Linked DNA regions of Mus musculus: region 1 is linked to region 2. A link is a contact called in ENCODE Hi-C or POLR2A ChIA-PET data. All regions are on one chromosome and are shown on one strand. The core of a region is the stretch at or near the end of the contact, and the rest is flanking DNA. Distances in the headings are between cores, read along the strand shown. Region 1 has its middle 7.2 kb from the start of Gm7932. Region 2 holds the start of Gimap3 (GTPase, IMAP family member 3).

Region 1 (6,167 bases), core at 655-3,154, 81 kb after region 2:
CAAAATGTGTACATGTTTATACCCTTTTCTGCATGAATGCTATAATTGCAGTGCAAACCATACACTACAACTTCCTGTGTCCATTTAATACCAAAATTATAGAAGCAAGGACTTGTGGGGAAGTTTTTCATTGTGTCAGGTAACATATACCTGCTCAGCAGTGTCTTGTTGAGCGTTCTCCAACACAAGAACATTTCAGAGTAATGCCTGGTCACTGCCAACGGCAGAACTTCTGATAAGATAGTTTCTGATGATTGTCCTCAAACATACAAATCACTACAATATTTATAGTTGGCTTGATTATTGTCAGCTACAACAGAAGGAGAAAAGAATACTGTAAGCACCCTTGGAATTTGTGTTTTATTTCTAATGGATCATGATTTTATGAGGACTTAAAAATACAGACACTCAAACATACCTACAAAATCATAGGAAAGACTAAGCTGACTAGAATAGCAGATAGCCAAGCGAAGATTTAGCAGAGCACCAAGTGAAACATTACAATGCCAGGAGTTAGTATAAACCTTTCACCAATGACTCAGTGTTAATGGCCTCAGTCTTTTGGAAAAAGAAAACAGGCCAGTACGGCCATAATAAAATCTAGCTAATTAGACTTCAAAGCAAAATTAATCAGAAGAAGAAAAAATCAAGAGAAAATTATAATTCTAAATATAGAAGTATTCAAAATCAGTTAACATCAGCTAATCTTATAAAAGTGAACAATCTGGCTGTAAAGCTACAGACTGGCCTCATCACCATAATAATCTACGGCTTCGCATCCTTCTTGTACCAATAAACTCATCATCTTGAACCAAAGAAACTAAACCAGCAAGGAGGACACAAAACCCGTGTGTTGATCAAGGGAACAGATTCGTTGATCCAGACATAAACTCATGAAGTAGCAGCCTCCTGAATTTTGACAGAGATTGAAAAGTATATACAATGGAGAAAAGACAACATCTTTAACAAATGGTTCTGGAAAAGTCGCTATCCATACAGAGAAGAATGAAGCAAACTCCCTGGTCCACATCCTTGTACAAAAATCAACTGAAGATGTGAAGACCTTAACAGAGGATCTGAAACACTAAACCTATTAGGGGAAAACACTTCAAAATATAGGTATTGGAGAAAACCTTTTGGAAAGGGTTCCAATAGCTTGGTAAATAAAACCAAGAATCGACTGAGATTGTCTAAAATTGAAAAGCTTCTTTCACAACAAAGAAAATAGCAGAGTAATGAAACAACCTATAGAGTAGGGGAAAAGATTGCCAGATAAACATCTGGATTAATAGTTAAACTATAGCTCTCTTATTCCTTTGTCCTCTCACCTCTCTTCTCTCACTTCTCTCTCCTCTTCCCTTTCTCTTTGTCTTCTTCTCTTCTCTCTTCTCTCTCTCTCTCTCTCTCTCTCTCTCTCTCTCTCTCTCTCTCTCTCTCTCTCTCTCTCTTCCTCCTTACTACCTTCTCTCTTTCCCTTGCATTTCTATAATAAAGCTCTTAAACCATAGAGTCTCTGCTCTGCTACTTCAAGTTCCGCTGCGCACTCTGGTCAGTGTTGGGAACTTCTTCCCTCTTCCCTTTCTCCCACAACCCTGGTGGCTTTAGCAAAGTAGCTGGGGGGGGGGGGGGGCTGTCCCCAGGGGGCTGCCCCTTGACCACCCTCTGAAGAGTGGGATAGAGGAATGCCCACCCAGGGATGAGTGGATAGGGTAGGTAGCAGCCTACCCACGCCTGGCTGATCAGAGAATAGGGAAACCCTGGTGGGGTGTGGGCATCTTTTTCCCTCCGCTCTTCCCCAGGGACCCCCCCCCCCCTTTATTTTGTTCCCAACAACTGGTCGCAGAGGGATGGTTACGCCATCGGCGCGAGACAGAACCAGCTGAAGAATGCTTCGCACAGAGACCTACAGGAGATCTCCTAGTTTCCGGAGACTGTGAGTGATCGAGTTCAAAAACTTGGCCTTTTTCTTTTCTCTCTCTTTCCAAAGTGTTCCTGGCCAGCTCTGTAGCCCCTCCCCTCTAGCTCTTGGCTTTAACCTCGGCGACTAGCGGCTGGTGTGAGGTCCCCTTCCCATTCTTTGTTACAGGTTTAACTACAAGAGAGTTGGTTTTCTGACTTCTGTAGCCTTAACTTGCTCCAGGTAAGCCCAGCTGGGCAGTGATTACAGCTGCGTGGGCCGAGCCGGGCCAAACAGCGAAAACTCTCCCACTTAACCCAAAACTTTCCTTGCGTTAGGCTTTGTCTGACCAGTTGGGCAGTTCCTGTTCAAAAACTTTTGCCTCTTCCCTGAATTCTGCTGCTCCCTCCCCGCCACAAGCGCGCGGGAAAGTGCGGCCCATGCCGAGATCCGGCCCAGCGTGGCTAAGTGATGCTTCGCCGCGGCTGGCCAACACTTAACCCTTCACTCTCCAGTTAAAAAAAAAAAAAAAAAAAACGAGAGGATACCCCTCCCCCATCCAGATAAGCCAGCGAAAACTGCATTGAAGCAGTGTCATCCTACAGGAATACCTGAATCGTGCCTTTAACCAAAAAATTTTCTTGCTTCTTTTTCTAAATACTCTTTTTTCTCTCTAGTATTCATCATATATGGCCAAAAATTCTTTCAACTTATTTAAAATTTCCTTTTAGGTTCAAAACCATCCAATCTTTAATTAATAACCGGTTTTCTTTTACAGAACTGTTAACTGCCTACTCCAGTTACACAATTAACATGATATTTTCTTCTTTAGCCGTCCACAAGGGACTGGGATGTGCTCTTAAGCAAACCGTTGCAGGCATAACTTTTGCTATCCACACTATGCAGATATCCTGTGCTGGTGTTCTGCTCCTTTGTTATAATTACTCTACAGGTCTATCTCCACATGAGGCCTGCTGCCCCAGATCCACCTGAGACAGCACCATCTACTGAGACTTACAGAAGAAAGCTGCCTTCCTCCAAAAATCTCATCTGACTGAAGGCTCCCGAGACAAGTGCTGAACCCTATAGAAGACAGACCTGGGACCTTCGAGCTACAGATGGACTCTTTTTGCTAAAGCTAAATGGCTGTTGAACTTTGGGGAAAGTTATATGATAGTGAGGAAAGCATAATGTCTATCTAGATTAACTAATTGCTGTTCAAAAATAGATGGTTTTTTCCCCTCAAATTGTACTACCCATGAAACAACTGACTGATTGTACAATCTTTTGCCTTCTCAACTCAATCTCTTGCCTTCTCAACTTTTACCTTAACTCTCCTTACTACTTTGGCCTTGTTCTGCTATTTCTCTAGACTATATATTTTCTTCCGATACTTCCATCCACTCTAAATTTTCACAGTCACAACAGTGACCCCGCCCCTCGCAATTTTTTTTCTAATAAAAAAAGAGGAGGAATTGTGGGGAATGCAGGCTGGTCTCCAATGAGGTCTGAACTCCGATGGTCATAATTCACCTACATGACACGGTAGGTGTTCCCTCATGCTCCTGGAACTCCGGCCCCTGCCTAAGGTACCACCTCCCACAGCCCCCACAAGAGAAGCATGGTCAGTAGTCAAGTAAGCAATGTCCTAAGCTTCTGACCTTCAGGCTAAACTCCTCCCCAGTTACCTAGCAACAGTGAAGACTAGAAAAAGGAGTGCTCAGCCCACACCTCACTCTCTTATTCCTTTGTCCTCTCACCTCTCTTTTCTCTCACTTCTCTCTCCTCTTCCCTTTTTCTTTGTCTTCTTTCCTCTCCTCTCTCTCTCTCTCTCTCTTCCTCCCTTCTACCTTCTCTCTTTCCCCTGCATTTCTATAATAAAGCTCTTAAACCATAAAAAATAGTTAAACTATATAAATATTTAAAAGATTAAATGCCACCCCCAGAAACAGCTAGTGGAATGAACAGTCTCTCTCTCCTTGAGGGGTGGAATAAGACAGGATTCTCTGTGTCAACCTGGTTGTCCTAGAACTCACTCTGTAAACCAGGCTGGCCTTAAACTCAGAGATCTCTGCCTGTCTCTGTCTCTGCCTCCAAGTGCTGGGATTAAAGACTTGTGACATCACCGTCTGGCTGAACAGACAGTTCTCAAAAGATGCTCTATAAATGATCGGTAAATGTCAAATGTTGAATAACTTAGGCACCAGGGAAATGAAATTAAAGTATATTGAAGGGGCTAAGTGTTCTTCATTTTCAACAAGACTCATTGCTCTTGCAGAGAACCTGAATTTGGTTCCCAGCACCCACATCCATCCTTGGACTCCCAACTGTCCTTAATTCCAGCTCCAGAGAGTCTTGCTCCCTCTTCTGGCCATTTGCATATGTGCACGCAAAGCACTAATACACATAAAGTAAAATAAATCTTTTAAAAACTGCATTGAGGTTCTATCTTACCCCAGTCAAAATGGCTACCATTGAGACAAAAAAGTAACAGCAATTGTGACCAGGATATGTGTAGAAAGGGGGACACTTATTTGCCACCAGTGTGGATGTAAATTAGTTTAGCCACTATGGAGAGCAGTGTGAAAGTTCTTCAAATATGTGAAATATAATCTGATCTACCATGTGACTCAGCTGTTGCACCCTGTGTACTTACTCAAATACACAGCACATCACAGAGACACTTACCCATCCACGACATAGCTAGCTGATACAATAGCTGACAGAGGCCCAGCCACCTGGAGATAGCTGAAACAAAGGATCATATAAGATAGATACCTAAGCCACCCTAGCAATCTGACAGGAAGTCCTTGGACATGAGATCCCAAAGATGACACCTCTAAAAACGGGACATGTAGGAAGCTAAAGATCAATGAGAAATAGTCCTGGCAAGGCAACTGGAAAACACCCAGAACAGTGACCTCCATCTCCCCTTTGGTGTGTAGAAGTAATGGTTGAAAAACCCCCAATGGCAATAAAAGACACAAGCCCACGGACTGAAGGCACTCAGTGTACTTCAGATGAGACAAAGTCACAAACATATAAGCCGGCATTCAACTACACAAATATAATCAAAGGTTCAGTCACTGAAAAGTGGCCGGCCACTTATGGCAAGAGTGACCCAAAAGCTGGCAGACCCAGGAAGCCAGGGGAAATGACAAAACACTCAAGTGTTGAAAGAAGAGAGGGGCCATCCCAGAGGCAGCATCCAGTGGGACATGTGTCACTGGGGAGGGCGTGAGGTGGGTGTCTGTGGATTTTAATATGCTCTCTTGTGTTCTTCAAGCTATACTTGACTGCTAAAAGCAAGTAAGAAAGGGTATGATGCACTTTCCATGAATGGAGATGTGAGATACATGACAGATACATGGGACAGGGCACCAGACAGTGTGCTGGTAATGTCTTTACCTTCTACTGAAGAAGTCAAAAATGGATTTTAAACAGACCATAAAATGTTAAGCATGCATATTGTAATCCCTACATCAACAGCTAATGACACCTCAAAAAATAGTAAAACATAAATATGTTATACAAATTCAAATGGAGTGTTAGAAAATGATCATGTGACCTGAAAGAGAGCCGGGGGTAAGAGATGGGGGGGGGGGGACAACAAGCAGTAACAGAAACAACCAATCAAACAATTAAACAGCAGTAAACAACATAACCAAAAAAGGACACACGGAACTAACACAAACCCATCCATATAAGTAGTCTACTCATACTTAGAAGATGGACCGTCCACAGTGACTTTCTTAAGAGGCTCAACTTACATCATATCCAAGAAAATCACTTAAAATATAACAGCATAGATGCATTGTGTGCAGAAGGGTGGAAAAGAGATACTCCACAAACATTAAGAGGAAGTAGGAGTGGGTGTTTTCAAATCTACACAAATTAGGCATCAAATCGAAGAAAATGTCTAGGATTAAGCTGAGTCATTACATAATAATGAGGGGCCTCTAGGCTGGAGAGATTGCTCTGTGGTTAAAAGCTTTTACTGTTCTTCCAGAAATTCAGACCTCAGCCCATGTTAGGCAGCTCACAACTCCCTGACATCCTCACTAGCCTCCACAAGCATCTGTACATACAAGGTATACACAGAAGTGCACACACACGCACACACAAGAATAACTCTTGGGATGGAGAGATGGCTCAGAGGTTAACAACACCGGCTGCTCTTCTAGAAGACTCAAGTTCAATTCCCAGCACTCACATTGTTGGTAACAACTGTTTGTAATTCCAGTTCCAGGAGATCAGATGCCTTCTCTTG
Region 2 (6,758 bases), core at 1,347-3,846:
AAATATAAATTAAAATAAATATAAATTAAACTTTAATTTCAACACTGGATGCCAGGATCCAGCATTTAGCCCAGTAACTTTCAGCCTCCAGACACCTGCAGGGCTCAGGCATTCTGTCCCTCCATGGTCATGTGAGCCAGTTCCTAAAGCAAATCTCTGAATCTGTTGTTTCCATTGCCCTGGAGAGCTGAAGTCCATCAAAGCCAAGGCTCAGCTGAAGCAGAAAGATGCAGAGAACCAAACTCGACCCTCAGCTTTGCTTTGTTCTCTTTGTAAGAAAGAAGAGGAAAGGGTTGAAGCTCAGTCCTGAGGCCCTGTGGAAGCCCTGAGCGGCTTACACGTCTGTGAGGGGACTGACTAGGTTGAACAACACTGCCGATGAAAGAGCGAAGGTCACACTACCACTGCTTCCTGTACAGCTCCCTGGGCTGTGCTCCTCAGCGTATGCTGATGGGTGGGGTCTGGCGCCCCTAGGTGCTTACCAACAGTCTCTCAGGCAGGAGTACTCATACAATGCCTTTGGCCAAGCAACTGGTGGCAGGTCATTCCTCCAAATTGAGAGCCTTAAACTGCTGCCATCTCAGAATCAAGCCTGAGGAGAAAGAGGAGCGAAAGCAAGAGTGGAAACATTGCTTCTCAAGCCTTTTTCTTTAGACATTTTTTTTTCCTCTCCAGTGCTTTCTCTAGTCTGAACCCACACAGTTCCAGCAAAATGACTGTCACCTTGCTGTTTCTCATCTGTACCCCTTTCCCACGCGGTCCCCTTCATTTTATGCTGGGCCACCATTTTTTCAAGACAGCAGTGTGCCCTGTCCCCACCCACTAGGATCCAAGTGTCAGCCCACCCCTACCACTCCACCACTTCACCCACACACCTGTCAGTCCTTTCGTTTATTTTTTAAGAAGTCAGTGTGTGTGTGTGTTTGTGTGTGTGTGTCAGTTATTTCTGGCCCTTGGTTGAACCTTGGAGCTAGCAAAAGTGGAAGAGCTCCCCATATCTAAGAGGCCCTCCCCTGGCAGTGCTTCCCTCATGCAGGACTGGAAGAGACTGGAAGAGGGCATGGGCAGGCCACACTTAGAAGCACTGTGAGAAGGTCACAGACTTGTGTGTTGGCCTTGTGCAGATTATCTTGGTCTCATTTGAGAAAACTGATAATATCATTCTTTCTTTCCCATATCCTTCACCACAGCATCTTGAGAACAAACTGTCCTAATGGGGAAAATGTGTCATGCTGTTATGAGGGAAAACCAGTGTGCAATGGTCATGGGGTCCTTTCCGGGAATAAAAGCTTTACTGCCTGCAGCTTCATTCTGTTTGCTTTGACTGGTCTTTAAAGAATGTATTACTTTATCCAAAACAAACAGCAAATGCTTTCTGTGAACAGATGAACCTGAGTGAACGCACACCTTTAATCCCAGCACTCGGGAGGCAGAGACAGGCAGATTTCTGAGTTGAAGGCCAGCCTGGTCTACAGAGTGAGTTCCAGGACAGCCCGGGCTACACAGAGAAACCCTGTCTCGAAAAACAAAACAAAACAAAACAAATTCCCTCCTGCCCAGCACTGTGAATGTTCACCAAGAAAAAGAAAAGTGATGGGAAAGAAAGAAAATTAAACCTGCAGGGGACGGGGAGATAAGATAGCCAGTCCAGCCACTCAGTGAGTACTGGATTCAGTGAGATGATACGCCAATAGATAATTTAGCCAGTCAGAGAGTGCAGACCACAGTCAGTGATGGAAAAAGACATCTGGTGTCCCTTTGCTCTCCAACATCGAGGAACCCAAGGCTCTGGGGAAGAGCCTGGGGTTGTTCTTATCCATTGATAGAGTCCTGACCCCGACTGGATAAAGCGAATGCTAGTCAGACAGCTAGGGTTCCTTCTGGACGATGGGTAGTGTATGAACTTCAGATCACCCATGGGGCCCACGTTCCATCTTCCTGCCACAACTCTAATTTCCCAGCTCACAAAACCCGGTCTGATGCCCCGTCCCAAAGACTGGTTCCCCTCCAGCTGCTCTCTGGTTCCCAGACACTCAATACAAGCCTGGCTGACAGCTCTAGGGAAATTGCTTTAGAAGCTTGTCTGCTCCCTTTCGCCCTTGGAAAGCAAGGAGAATGTCTAAGAGTCCACCTCTCCTGAGTCCTCAGTGGTGTGTTAGCCTTGTTCTGTGAGGGAGAAAACTCACTGATGTTCCACAGACAAGACTAAAAGTCCCTGGGGAACAGGAATTTCTCTACAGTCTATGAAAAAAGATCAGTTGTCTTTCCCTTCAGGTTGACACTAATTGTTACTGGTAGATTTAAGGGTGAGCAGGATAGAAGAACACCACACACACACACACACACACACACACACACACACACACACACCACAAGATCCCTGTTACCTGGTGAGTTCCTGAGGATCTTTCCATTCAAGATCTATAGCCACTGTGGAGCTACCTTCCAGGCCTAGGCAGCCTCTCACATTGGTTTGTAGTCTTTCGTAAAAGTACAAGAGCTACAAGAGGTGAAGGCCAGCTCACAAGATCTGTCTTCCAGGGGGAGGAAGACGGTGTCTCCTGAGGGGTGGGAAAGGGTGATGTACATGAGTTTCTCTGAAAAGGGGTGCTCTGAGGGCCACTGAAGAAGGCAGCCAGTGGAAAAGGTTGATTTAAAAAAAAAAAAAAAGTTCTGCTTCCTGCTCCACCCTCATCGGCCACACCACTGAGATGTTTGTGTACAAAGTATTCTCTATGGGCCTAAGAGAATCTAGAAGTCTAAAAGCATGGGCAACCCAAGACTCTAGCTTCTGCTCCTCCTCACCAGGCAGACAGCATGCATCTCTTCTGCTCTGCTGTTTACCTCTGCCATCCGGAGGTAGCTTCTTAGATGGAATTTGAGGTGGCAGTTGAGCCTAAAGTGGCTCTCTCCAGGGCCCACTGGACAGATCAATAGCTATCATGCTTGAGCCTGGCTAAGGTACCCTGGCTTCTAGGGAGAGTATGGGAGAACAAGGCTTAGGTTTTCTCACCTGGGCAGACCTTGTCTCCACAGAAGCCATGAAGCTAGCTACCCAGTCTATAGTATGGTTTAGGCAAAGCAACAGCACTTAGTGGAATCCCAAGTCCCTGTGCCTCTGCCTGCTGCCCTGCAGGACTCAGGATCCGGAGTGAGCCAGGTCTCCTCCCTGGAGGAGTTCCACTTAGCCGTGTGTTTGAGTTCAGATCACTTTTTTATTCACTTGCTGTTCTTTTCCGCGTATGAGTGTTTTGCCTACATGTATGCAAGTGCCCTCTGCACATGCCTGGTGCTTGCAGAAGCCAGGAGAGGCTGCTGGATCCCCTGGATCTGGAACTATTAACACTTGTAAGGCTCCTTAACTACTGAGCCATCCCTCCAATCCCAAGTTTGGGTGATTTTTTTTTTTTTTTAAACAAAAGAATGTTCAAGGAGGAGAGTGGGATATGGGATCTATTTGGGTGAAATGAATATAGATGTTGTTCCTATAACCTGCATGTTCATATCCTTAGCTTTTTGTTTTGTTTTGTTTGTTGGTTTTTTTCGAGACAGGGTTTCTCTGTGTAGCCCTGGCTGTCCCGGTCTGTAGACCAGGCTGGCCTTGAACTCAGAACTATCTGCCTGCCTCTGCCTCCCAAGTGCTGGGATTAAAGGTGTGAGCCACCACTGCCTGGCTGTTGTTTTGTTTTGTTGTTTTAATTGACATGTATGCTCTTGTGGGTTCCTGAATCCACCTCAGCTCCTGCAGTGTGATTTCTTCCTCACAGAACTCAGGGATTGTTTGGAACCTTTTCTCACTGCAGCTTTCTGGTCCACGCCTCCAAAGGGAAGGTGCATCCTGCTGTGAAGGGACGGTCAGCAGGAAAGGAAGCCAGACTGCAGCCAATGAGAACAAGAGCCTGAGGCTCAAAACTGTAGGAAGGGAGTGGGAACTGGCGTCGACGTCTTGCAAACACTGCCCCCTGCTGGTTACCTGCTGGTTTGCTGTGTTCTGTTTTGCCCAGTCTGGAAATATTGAACAGTGGTTTGGGGGAGTTGTTTGTTTATTTTTGATGTGCCTGAGCTCGCACGTGCACATGCTCCTGAGTGAACACAGGAAAGCCAGAAGACTGACTGAAGGTGTCTTCTATTACTGCGATACCCTATTGCCTTGAAATAGGATCTCTCAGTGAATTCTTGATTTCTACTAGGTTGACTGCCAGGAGCTCTAGGACCTGCCACTTTGCGCCCGATGCTGAGATTACAGGCACAAGCAGTCATGCCCAGATTTTTATTTGGATGCTGGGGATTCCAACTTAGGTTCTCATGCTTGCACATAAAAAGTTCTTACTCACTGAAGGCTAACCGTCGCCTCTCAGCCTCAACAAATGCTTTCCTTTTGACTTGCTACTCTAGAGAGCCCTCCTTTCTCATCACCTTGTTTAAAACCATGCTGCTGTACCCACACGAGAGTCCAAACACGAATGCCTATGGCAGATTTGTTCACAAAGCCCATCCAAATGCAGAGACAACTCAGATACACTTTAGTAGGTGGGTGTGACACACCCGGGCAATGGGAACTACAAAGAGATGCGTTAGCAGGACACATGGAGCCTCAGAGGGAACGTATATACATGCTGCTACGTGAAAGAAGCTGATCTGGCAGGGCTCTGTGCTGTATAGCCACAGCTCTGTCGCATGCTGGAAAGGACAACTGTGAAGATCACCTGTGGTCAGGGACTTGGGGAAGTAGAGGGAGAAATGAACAGTGAAGTCAGAGGAATCTATGCTAATGAGATATTCTATCTGACCTGTGGGTTGCTGTTATCACCCACTTGTCAGGACCCACAGGATGTCAAACACCATGAGTGACCCCTGCTGTAAAGCTACACACTTTAGTTAATAAAATACATGAATACAATTCCATGGACAGCAACAATACTCCACTAATGCAACATGTTACTGATAGGAGAAACTGGTAAGGAGAGCATGCCCCCTCTGTACTTTCTGCTCAGATTTTCTGTAAATTTAAAACTGCTGAGGATGGAGAGATAACCGCAGTTGAGACCATCAGCTGCTCTTTCAGAAGACTCGAGTTCAATTCCCAGCACTCACAACCATCTGTAACTCATCCCAACATTTTCTTCTAGCCTCTGCAGGCACTGTAGCACACGGTGCACATATACATTGCAGACAAAACCATTTATACATATAAAAGAGAAAATATAGGTTAAATGAATTTTTAAGAACTTATTTTTAATAAAGTTAATTAATTTAAACTCAGCAGAGGATAAAAAGGGATGAGACAGGGCAAGAATCAGAGTAAAGGAGGTGAAATAGAGAGGGGGGTTGAAAAGGGATGAGAAGAGGAAAATAAAGGGTAGGAGAGCAATGGTCGCTCGTACTTGACAAATCAAAGCCTGTAAAAGCATAGCGAGAGATAGCCAAGGTCACCAGCTGGCAATGCTGGTGGGAGTGCTGGGAGAATGTTTATTTTATTTCTGTGTGTATGAATATGTGATTGTGTGTGCACATGAGTGAAGGTCATGCCAGAAGAAGGTATTAGGTCCCCTGGAGCTGAAACTGCAGAAGGCCGTGAGCTGATGTGGGGTCTGGGAACCAAACTTGGTTTCTTAGGAAGACCAGAAAGTGTTCTTAGCTGCTCGGCCATCTCTCCATCTCTCCATCTCCGTGAGTTAGTCTTAAATGACTGCAGAGGGCTGATTCGACCCTGGGATGCTGACATTTCTTTCTCTGGCTGCCTCTGCCTCTTACATCACAGTGAAGGCTTTTATCTCACCACGGCTCTCAGCACTGTTTCCTTCATCTGGTTACTTGATTTATGGTTGTTGTTTATGTATAGGACCCATCTCTAGCTTCTCTAATTGCCCATTTGATTCATAGGCAAATGGATGACAGGCAAATGATAGACAAATCTGTTAAATATATAATATAATGGAGAGTTACATTTCACAAAATTGCATAGCAGCAGGAAAGTGGGACTGATATTTTAGAGCATTAAATTATGTGTTCTGTATTATTTAGTAAGTATACTATTATCTAATAATGTATGTACTAATTTAAATGCATAGCTCCTATGTCAGTGTTCTTAAAACTTTCTAAAGAGATACAAATAATAAGTTGATACAGTGGACTTTTAATTTTAGTACTTGAGAGGCAAAGGCAGACATTTTTGAGCTTGTGGCCATCCTGGTTTACATAGTGAGTTCTAGGTCAGCGCCAGGGTTGAAAAGTGAGATTCTGTCTCAACAACAACAACAACAACAACAACAATAAAATTCACTAGAAGTGACCAAATGAAATCACAAAAGTTACTCAATACAAAATAGGGCAAAAATTAAGGCTAGGAAAACCCAGAAAGATCAAAACCAGATATACGATGATTACTTTAATTCAATAGCACTAATAGCTACATTAAATGAATAGCCAACATATTTTCAAACCATAGCCTGTTAGGCTATTAGAAAATAGGACCCCATGGAAGGAGTTACAGAGACAAAGTTTGGAGCTGAGACAAAAGGATGGACCATCTAGAGTCTGTCTTATGCAGGGATCCATCCCATAATCAGCCTCCAAACGTTGACACCATTGCATACGTTAGCAAGATTGTGCTGATAGGACCCTGATATAGCTGTCTCTAGTGAGACTATGCCAGGGCCTAGCAAACACAGAAGTGGATGCTCACAGTCAGCTATTGGATGGATCACAGGGCCCCCAATGGAGGAGCTAGAGAAAATACCCAAGGAGCTAAAGGGATA

The links. A loop is a pair of places that touch in the nucleus more often than their neighbours do. ChIA-PET counts read pairs that join two places held with the same protein, here RNA polymerase II (POLR2A).
Region 1: a loop to region 2 is called in a map of v-Abl transformed pro-B cells, with 3 times the contacts of the local background. The contact joins the enhancer-like site here to the promoter of Gimap3 in region 2. A Hi-C loop is called at or near these places in 2 of 37 maps with a recorded cell type or tissue (both v-Abl transformed pro-B cells). POLR2A ChIA-PET finds 5 or more read pairs at or near these places in 2 of 5 experiments (Patski and embryonic stem cell).

Annotation. Positions count from the first base shown.
Region 1 is chr6:48,850,092-48,856,258 of GRCm38, forward strand. No RefSeq gene overlaps it. Among named protein-coding and RNA genes, the nearest start is that of Gm7932, 7.2 kb to the right of the region's middle. Within about 2 kb of position 1,905, at least 1 of the 3 ENCODE cell types and tissues checked has a DNase peak (open chromatin) inside an H3K27ac peak, as active enhancers do.
Region 2 is chr6:48,768,255-48,775,012 of GRCm38, forward strand. It overlaps Gimap3 (GTPase, IMAP family member 3), which reads right to left and starts at 2,597. Exons shown (of 5, transcript NM_031247.3): 1 at 2,388-2,597; 2 at 483-592.